Regions from separate parts of the Homo sapiens genome. Here region 2 is linked to region 1. A link is an interaction called in ENCODE POLR2A ChIA-PET data of the cell type or tissue named here. Cell type or tissue: OCI-LY7. All regions are shown on one strand. Links, peaks and the distances in the headings refer to the core of each region. The heading gives the core; the rest is flanking DNA.

Region 1 (4,383 bases), core at 98-4,097:
ACTGGGATTGTAGGTGTGAGTTAGTGTGTCCATCCATCAAAGTATGTTTTTCAGCCACAATGGAATGACATTAGAAATGAGTAACAGGAGGCCAGGTGTGGTGACTCACGCCTGTAAACCCCAGCACTTTGGGAGGCTGAGGCGGGCAGATCACCTGAGGTCATGAGTTCAAGACCAGCCTGGCCAACATAGTGAAACCTCCTTTCTACTAAAAATACAAAAATTAGCCAGGCATGGTGATGCGTGCCTGTAATCCCAGCTACTCGGGAGGCTGAGGCAGGAGAATCGCTTGAATTCAGGAGGCAGAGGTTGCAGTGAGCTGAGATCGCCTCACTGCACTCCAGCCTGGGCAACAAAAGCGAAACGCTGTCTCAAAAAAAAAAAAAAAAAGAAAGAAACGAGTAACAGGAAAAGCTGGAAAATTTGCAAATCTGTGGCAATTAAACAACATACTCTTAACCAATGGGTCAAAGAAGAACTACAAGGGGAGGTAGAAAATACTTAGAGATGAATGAAGACGAGAGCAGAAACTACCAGAATGTATGGGATGGAGCCAGGTTGTGCTCAGGTGGAAATTAACGTCTGTAAACACTGATTTTTTGTAGTTCCTCAGTGTGATGATTTGGTTTCACACTCATGTGAGATGTGCTTTTCTCAAACCTTCTTACAAAGTCAGCGCCTTACCCATCTGACCCCCAAAAACACAGTATGGTCCCCCAGTTCCACTTGCCGTTTCTCTTGTCCTGACAGAAACGTAGGGTTCCTTGACCGCTCTGTGACCTAGCCAGCTGCGTGGTTTTTTTTTTTTTTTTTTTTTTTTGAGACGGTGTCTCGCTCTGTTGCCCAGTCTGGAGTGCAGTGGTGCAATCTCAGCTCACTGCAACCTCTGCCTCCTGGGTTCAAGCAGTTCTCCTGCCTCAGACTCCCAAGTAGCTGGGACTACAGGCGCCCGCCACCATGCTCGGCTAATTTTTGTATTTTTAGTAGAGTCGGGGTTTCACTATGTTGGCCAGGCTGGTTTTGAACTCCTGACTGGGTGATCCACCCGCCTCAGCCTCCCAAAGTGTTGGGATTACAGGCGTGAGCCACCGCGCTGGCCCCAGCTGCGTGTTTTTTCCACATGCTTTTAATCCCAGCTACTCGGGAGGCTGAGGTAGGAGAATCACTTGAATCCAGGAAGCTGAGGTTGCAGTGAGCCGAGACTGAGCCACTGCACTCCAGCCTGGGTGACAGAGGTAGATTCTGTTTCAAAAAAAAAAAAAAAAAAAAAAAAGAACAAGATGCCTGCTTCACCACTGCTATTAAATATTGTACTGAAAGTCCTGCCCAGGGGCAATTACATGAGAAAAAGAAATAAGAGGCATTCAAATGGAAAAGAAGGAAGTAGAACTATCTCTATTCACAGATAACATGATCCTACATATAGAAAATACCAAAGAATACACAAGAAAGCTACTAGAGTTAGTAAACAAATTCAGTAAAGTTGCAGGGCGTAGTATCAACAAGAAAATCAGTTGCATTTCTGTGCACCTGCAACGAACAGTCCAAAAAGGAAATGAAGAAAACGATTCTATTTATAACAACATCTAAAAAGTAAAATGCCAAGAAATAAATTTAACCAAGGAGGTGAAATACTTGCACACTGAAAACTACAACACATTGCTGAAAGAAATTAAAGAAAACCTGAATAAGTGCAAAGGACCCCTCGTTCGCGAGTAGGAAGACAGCATTGTTAAGATGTTAATACTTCCCTAAGCGATCCAAAACAATGTTGAAAAAGAACAAAGTTGGGCCAGACGCGGTGGCTCACCCGTGTAATCCCAGCACTTTGGGAGGCCAACACGGGCGGATTACGAGGTCAGGAGTTCAAGACTATAGGGTCCAGCCCTACTGTGCCTGTGTGTTTTTCTCTTCATGTGCAGAGATGAGAGATCGTAGAAATAAAGACACAAGACAAAGAGATGGAAGAAAAGACAGCTGGGCCCAGGGGACCACTACCACCAAGGCATGGAGACCGGTAGTGGCCCCGAATGCCTGGCTGCACTGTTATTCATTCGATACAAGGCAAGGGGGCAGGTAAGAAGTGTGAGTCGTCTCCAGCGATACGTAAGGTCATGTGAGTCACGTGTCCACCGGACAGGGGGCCCTTCCCTATTTGGTAGCCGAGGCGGAGAGAGAATGGGGACAGCTTATGTCATTATTTCTTCTATGTATTTCTCGGAGAGATCAAAGACTTTAATACTTTCACTAATTCTGCTACTGCTATCTAGAAGGCACAGCCAGGTGTACAGGGCGGAACACGAAAGTGGACCAGGAGCGTGACCGCTGAAGCACAGCATCACAGGGAGACGTTTAGGCCTCCGGATGGCTGCGGGCGGGCTTGACTGATGTCAGGCCTTCCACAAGAGGTGGTGGAGCAGAGTCTTCTCTAACTCCCCTGGGGAAACGAGACTCCCTTTCCTGGTCTGCTAAGCAGTGGGTGTCTTCCCAGGCACTGGCGTTACCGCTAGACCAAGGAGCCCTCTAGTGGCCCTGTCTGGGCATAACAGAAGGCTCACACTTGTCTTTGGTCGCTTCTCACCATGTCCCTTCAGCTCCTATCTCTGTATGGCCTGGTTTTTCCCAGGTTATAATTGTAGAACAGAGATTATTATAATATTGGAACAAAGAGTAATGCTACAAACTAATGATTAATATTCATATATCATCATATCTATATTCTAGTTCCAGTATAACTATTCTTATTCTGTATATTTTCTTTATTATACTGGAACAGCTCGTGCCCTCGGTCTCTTGCCTCGGCACCTGGGTGGCTTGCCGCCCACAGAGACCAGTCCGGCCAACATGATGAAACCCCGACTCTACTAAAAATACAAAAATTAGCCGGATGTGGTGGCGGGCGCCTGTAATCCCAGCTACCTGGGAGGCTGAGGCAGGAGAATCGCTTGAACTTGCGAGGCAGAGGTTGCAGGAGCCGAGATGGCGCTACTGCACTCCAGCCTGGGTGACAGAGCGAGACTCCGTCTCAACAAAAACCCAAAAAACAACAAAAAAAAGTTAAAACTATAAAACTCTTAGGAAAAAAACGGGATAAACCTTCACAACTTTTAATTTGGCAACAGATTCTTAGAAATGACACTAAAAGCACAAGCAACAAGAGACCAACAAAGTGGATGTCATCAAAATAATTTCTGCACATCGGCCGGGCGCGGTGGCTCACGCCTGTAATCCCAGCACTTTGGGAGGCTGAGGCGGGTGGATCGGGAGTTCAACACCAGCCTGGCCAAGATGATGAAACCCCGTCTCTACTAAATATCCAAAAATTAGTCGGGCGTGGTGGCGGGCGCTGTAATCCCAACTAAACTCTGGAGGCTGAGGCAGAGAACTGTTTGAACCCAGGAGGGGGAGGTTGCTGTGAGCCAAGATCGCGCCAGTGCACTCCCGCCTGGGCAACAGAGTGAGACTCTTGTCTCAAAAAATAATAATTTTTGCACTTCAAAGACAGTATCAACTGAATAAAGAAGCAACCCACAGGAAGATTTGAAAATAACATATATGACAAGGGATTGAGATCTAGATTATTTATTATTTAGTTATTTTTTTTTGAGACAGAGTCTCGCTCTGTTGCCCAGGCTGGAGTGCAGTGGCGCGATCTCGGCTCACTGCAAGCTCCGCCTCCTGGGTTCACGCCATTCTCCTGCCTCAGCCTCCCGAGTAGCTGTGACTACAGGTGCCCGCCGCTACGCCTGGCTAATTTTTTTTTTTTTTTGAGATACAGTCTCCATCTTTTGCTTAGGCTGGAGTGCAATGGCACGGTCTCAGGTCACTGCAACCTCTGCCTCTCAGGTTCAAGTAATTCTCCTGCCTCAACCTCCCGAGTAGCTGAGATTACAGGCGCCTGCCACCACGCCCAGCTAATTTGTGTATTTTTAGTAGAGACGAGGTTTTACCATGTTGGCCAGGATGGTCTCGTTCTCTTGACCTTGTGATCTGCCCGCTTTGGCCTCCCAAAGTGCTGGGATTACAGACATGAGCCCCTGTGCCCGGCCGAGATCCAGATGATTTTTTTTTTTTTTTTTTGAGACGGAATCTCACTCTGTCGCCCAGGCTGGAGTGCAGTGGCGTGATCTTGGCTCACTGCAAGCTCCGCCTCCCGGGTTCACGCCATTCTCCTGCTTCAGCCTCCCAAGTAGCTGGGACTATAAGCAGCCACCACCACGCCCGGCTAACATATATATATATATATATATATATTTGTATTTTTAGTAGAGACGGGGTTTCACTGTGTTAGCCAGGATGGTCTTGATCTCCTGACCTCGTGATCCACCCGCATCGGCCTCCCAAAGTGCTGGGATTACAGGCGTGAGCCACCATGCCCGGCCA
Region 2 (4,383 bases), core at 217-4,216, 340 kb after region 1:
TTATGCCTGTCTTTACTTTAGTCACTTACTCCTGTTATCTTTGTAAACTGAGGATGTAAGTCACCTCAGGACCACTGTGATAATTGTGTTAACTGTACAAATTGATTGTAAAACATGTATGTTTGAACAATATGAAATCAGTGCACCTTGAAAAAGAACAGAATAACAGCAATGTTTAGGGAACAAGGGAAGACAACCATAAGGTCTGACTGCCTGCAGGTTCGGGCAAAAAAAGCCATATTTTTCTTCTTGCAGAGAGCCTATAAATGGACATGCAAGTAGGAGAGACGGGGAGGAGATGGTGTTGTTGTTCTAGTTTGAGGGTCGCAGAGCTGGAGACCTGAGGAGGAGCCGGTGTTGATCTAGTTTGAGCATTGGGGAGCTGGAGACCCTGGAGGAGCTGGTGTTGATCCAGTTTGAGGGTCGGGGAGCTGGAGACCTGAGGAGGAGCCGGTGTTGATCTAGTTTGAGGGTTGGGGAGCTGGAGACCCTGGAGGAGCTGGTGTTGATCTAGTTTGAGCATTGGGGAGCTGGAGACCCTGGAGGAGCCAGTGTTGATCTAGTTTGAGCGTTGGGGAGCTGGAGACCCTGGAGGAGCTGGTGTTGATCTAGTTTGAGGGTCACGGAGCTGGAGGCCTGGGGAGGAGCCAGTGTTGATCCAGTTTGAGGGTCGGGGAGCTGGAGACCCTGGAGGAGCTGGTGTTGATCCAGTTGGAGGGTCACGGAGCTGGAGACTGAGGAGGAGCCAGTGTTGATCCAGTTTGAGGGTCGGGGAGCTGGAGACCCTGGAGGAGCCAGTGTTGATCCAGTTTGAGGGTCGGGGAGCTGGAGACCCTGGAGGAGCCGGTGTTGATCCAGTTTGAGAGTTGGGGAGCTGGAGACCCTGGAGGAGCTGGTGTTGATCCAGTTTGAGGGTCGGGGAGCTGGAGACTCTGGAGGACCTGGTGTTGATCCAGTTTGAGGGTCGGGGAACTGGAGACCCTGGAGGAGCTGGTGTTGATCCAGTTTGAGGGTCGGGGAGCTGGAGACTGAGGAGGAGCCGGTGTTGATCCAGTTTGAGGGTCACGGAGCTGGAGACTGAGGAGGAGCCGGTGTTGATCCAGTTTGAGGGTTGGGGAGCTGGAAACCCTGGAGGAGCCGGTGTTGATCCAGTTTGAGGGTCGGGGAGCTGGAGACCCTGGAGGAGCTGGTGTTGATCCAGTTTGAGGGTTGGGGAGCTGGAGACCTGGGAGGAGCTGGTGGTGTTGTTCTAGTTTGAGGTTCACAGAGCTGGAGACCTGGGGAGGAGATGGTGTTGTTCTAGTTTGAGGATTGCAGAGCTGGAGGCCTGGGGAGGAGCCAGTGTTTTTCTAGTTTGAGGGTCCTGGACCTGGAGATTTGAGGAGGAGCTGGTGTTGTTCTAGTTTGAGGTTAGTGGAGCTGGAGAATCGGGGTGGTGCCAGTGTTTTCTAGTTTGAGGGTTATGGAGCTGGAGACCAGGGGAGAAGCTGGTGGTGGTGTTCTAGTTTAAGGGTCATGGAGCTGGAGGCCTGGGGAGGAGCCAGTGTTGTTCTAGTTTGAGGGTCGTGGAGCTGGAGAACTGAGGAGGAGCTGGTGTTGTTCTAGTTTGAGAGTCATGGAACTGGAGACTTGGAGAGGAGCTGGTGTTATTCTAGTTTGAGGGTTGTGGAGCTGGAGACCAGAGAAGGAGCTGGTGTTGTTCTAATTATAGGGTCATGGAACTGGAGAATCAGGGAGGTGCCAGCGTTGTTCTAGTTTGAGGGCTGTGGAGCTGGAGACCTGGGGAGAAGCTGGTGTTGTTCTAGTTTGAGCGTTGTGGAACTGGAGACCCAGGGAGAAGCTGGTGGTGTTGTTCTAGTTTGAAGGTGGTGGAGCTGGAGACCTGGGGAGAGGCTGGTGCTGCTGTTGTAGTTTGAGGGTCATGGAACTGGAGGCGGGGAGGAGCCGGTGCTGTTGCGCTTCATGTCTGAGGGTTATATAGCTGGAAACCCAGGGAGAAGCCGGTATTACCGCTTTTAAAGTCTGAAGGTCGTGGAGCCTGAGGCCCAGGGAGGAGCCGGTGCTGCTCTTCAAATGGACCCTCCCGAGGTCTCCAGCTCCATGACCGTCAAACTACAACAGCAGCACCAGCTCCACCCTGGGTCTCCAGATCCACGACCCGCAAACTGGAACAGCAGCACTGACTCCTCCCCGGGTCTCCAGCTCCATGACCCTCAGACTCGTTCTAGTTTCTGTTTCAACTTTCTGTTGTCTTTTTGAGACAGGGCTCTGTTGCCTCGGCTGTAGTTTTGAACTTTGATGTGAAGGAATTCTCCTGGGTGGCTGCTCCTACACTGCGTTGGGTCTGAGTATCTGCTTGATGTCTATTTCTGTCCTCCATTCTCTCCCTGAGACCCACCCACATTGACATGGTTCATTTTCATTGCTGCGTGATCTCCCGTCTCCATTCTCTTCCTGAGACCCACCCACACTAACATGAGTCTTTTTCATTGCTGCACGATCTCCCGCCGTCTGAGGGGAGCATGGGAAATGTCTTCATCTTCCTGTGGACGAGAGTTCAGCCAGGCTGGGGCCCTGAGGACTGTGCTGCTGGGAATGCTCTTGGGCCTTTCTTTTGTACACAGGTGCACATTTCTCCTGGTCAGTAGCTTTCAGTTTTTACAATTTCATCCCAGGTAAGAAATGTAATTTTCCTCATAACCCACAAAACACACCCTTTCATATGCAGGGATACCAAAAACAATTTCACATCATTCTTAGCAGTGGCTGAGGGTTCCTATTGCTCTCCATTCTTCCCAATCCTTGCATTGATTGGGCTGTGGGATTTTTGCTGTCTGGTGGGTGACACGTGATCCTCATCCTGTTAGCTGAGACCCTCTTCATGTTTTTATTGCCCTTTCCTTCACATTTCCTTTTCTGTGAAGGGCTGGTTCAACTCTTTTTTTTTTGAGACGGAGTCTGACTCTGTCACCTAGGCTGGAGTGCAGTGGCACAATCTTGGCTCACTGCAAGCTCCACCTCCTGGGTTCAAGCAATTTTTCTTCCTCAGCCTCCTGAGTAGCTGGGACTACAGGCATGCACCACCACGCCCAGCTAATTTTTTGTATTTTTAGTAGAGAGAGGGTTTCACAATATTGGCCAGGCTGGTCTCGAACTCTTAACCTCGTGATCCGCCCGCCTCGGCCTCCCAAAGTGCTGGGATTACAGGTGTGAGTCACTGTGCCCAGCCAGGTCTGGTTCAACTCTTTTGCCCAGTTTCCGTTTAGTTGTCTGAATTTTTGCCTTTTTATTTTTTCATTTTTTTTTTTTGAGATGGAGTCTTGCTCTGTCGCCCAGGCTGGAGTGCCGTGGCACGATCTCGGCTCACTGCAAGCTCTGTCTCCCGGGTTCATGCCATTCTCCTGCCTCAGCCTCCAGAGTAGCTGGGACTACAGGCGCCCGCCACCACGCCTGGCTAATTATTATTATTACCATTATTTTGTATTTTTAGTAGAGACGGGGTTTCACCATGTTAGCCAGGATGGTCTTGATCTCCTGACATCGTGATCCGCCCACCTCGGCCTCCCAAAGTGCTGGGATTACAGGCGTGAGCCACAGCACCTGGCACCTTTTTCTTTTATTATTATTATTTGAGACGGAGTCTCATTCTGTCATCCAGACTGGAGAGCAATGGCACAATCTTCGCTCACTGTGGCCTCTGCCTTCCGGGTTCAAGCGATTCTCCTGCCTCAGCCTCCAGAGTAGCTGGGATTACAGGCGTGAGCCACCATGCCCAGCCAATTTTTGTATTTTTAGTAGAGGTGGAGTTTCACCATGTTGGCCAGGCTGGTCTGGAACTCCTGACCTCAGGTGACCTGCCTGCCTCAGCTTCCCAAAGTGCTGGGATTACAGATGTGAGCCACCGCACCTGGCCTGCCTTTTTCTTTTTCAAGAGGACTCTTTATAGATTATGCCCATTCATTCTGATGACTATCTGTGTGGCAAAGATGGGTTTGAATCCACCAGGATGAACCTGCAGGATCCCCTTTCTGGGGTGGGAGAGGAGACAGAGAGGGGTAGAGGGGCATGGAGAATCAGAGCCGAGAGGAGGCTGAGTCAGGCGGGGACTGCAGGCTGCTGTGAGGACATGGCTCCTCCTCTGAGCCAGGTGGGATTAGCAGGGGATTTTACCCAGAGGAGGCATGGGGTCTCCCTTATGTATTTCTGCCATGGTTGGCTCAGTTGAACTCACCTTTTGAACAAGACTTGGCCTTGGCCACCCAGAGGCCCCTGGCCAAGAGCTTGACTCCTGGCACGGCCACTGACACATCCATGTTTGGTGCACACATGGCTGGGCAGCCCCGAGACCGGCTCTGCCTGGGCCTCTCATTGGTGGCATTGCTC

What was found. ChIA-PET counts read pairs that join two places held together with the same protein. Peaks named below come from ENCODE experiments on the same cell type or tissue, not always from the same donor. Only the 100,000 strongest peaks of a DNase experiment are listed, where the experiment ranks them.
Region 2: POLR2A ChIA-PET joins it to region 1 with 7 read pairs; 5 of 35 experiments call an interaction of 5 or more read pairs at or near these places.

Annotation. Positions count from the first base shown.
Region 1 is chr9:137,119,820-137,124,202 of GRCh38, reverse strand. It overlaps LOC124902353 (small nucleolar RNA U13), which reads left to right and starts at 595; the gene lies at 595-694. In OCI-LY7, for the core only: CTCF peaks have their summits at 2,529 (motif pointing left) and 2,734; DNase peaks (open chromatin) are centred at 612, 1,512, 2,079 and 2,377; H3K4me3 peaks cover 2,757 bases; H3K27ac peaks cover 3,887 bases.
Region 2 is chr9:136,775,296-136,779,678 of GRCh38, reverse strand. No RefSeq gene overlaps it. Among named protein-coding and RNA genes, the nearest start is that of LCN15, 13 kb to the right of the region's middle. In OCI-LY7, for the core only: no CTCF peak of the experiment used is centred there; no DNase peak of the experiment used is centred there.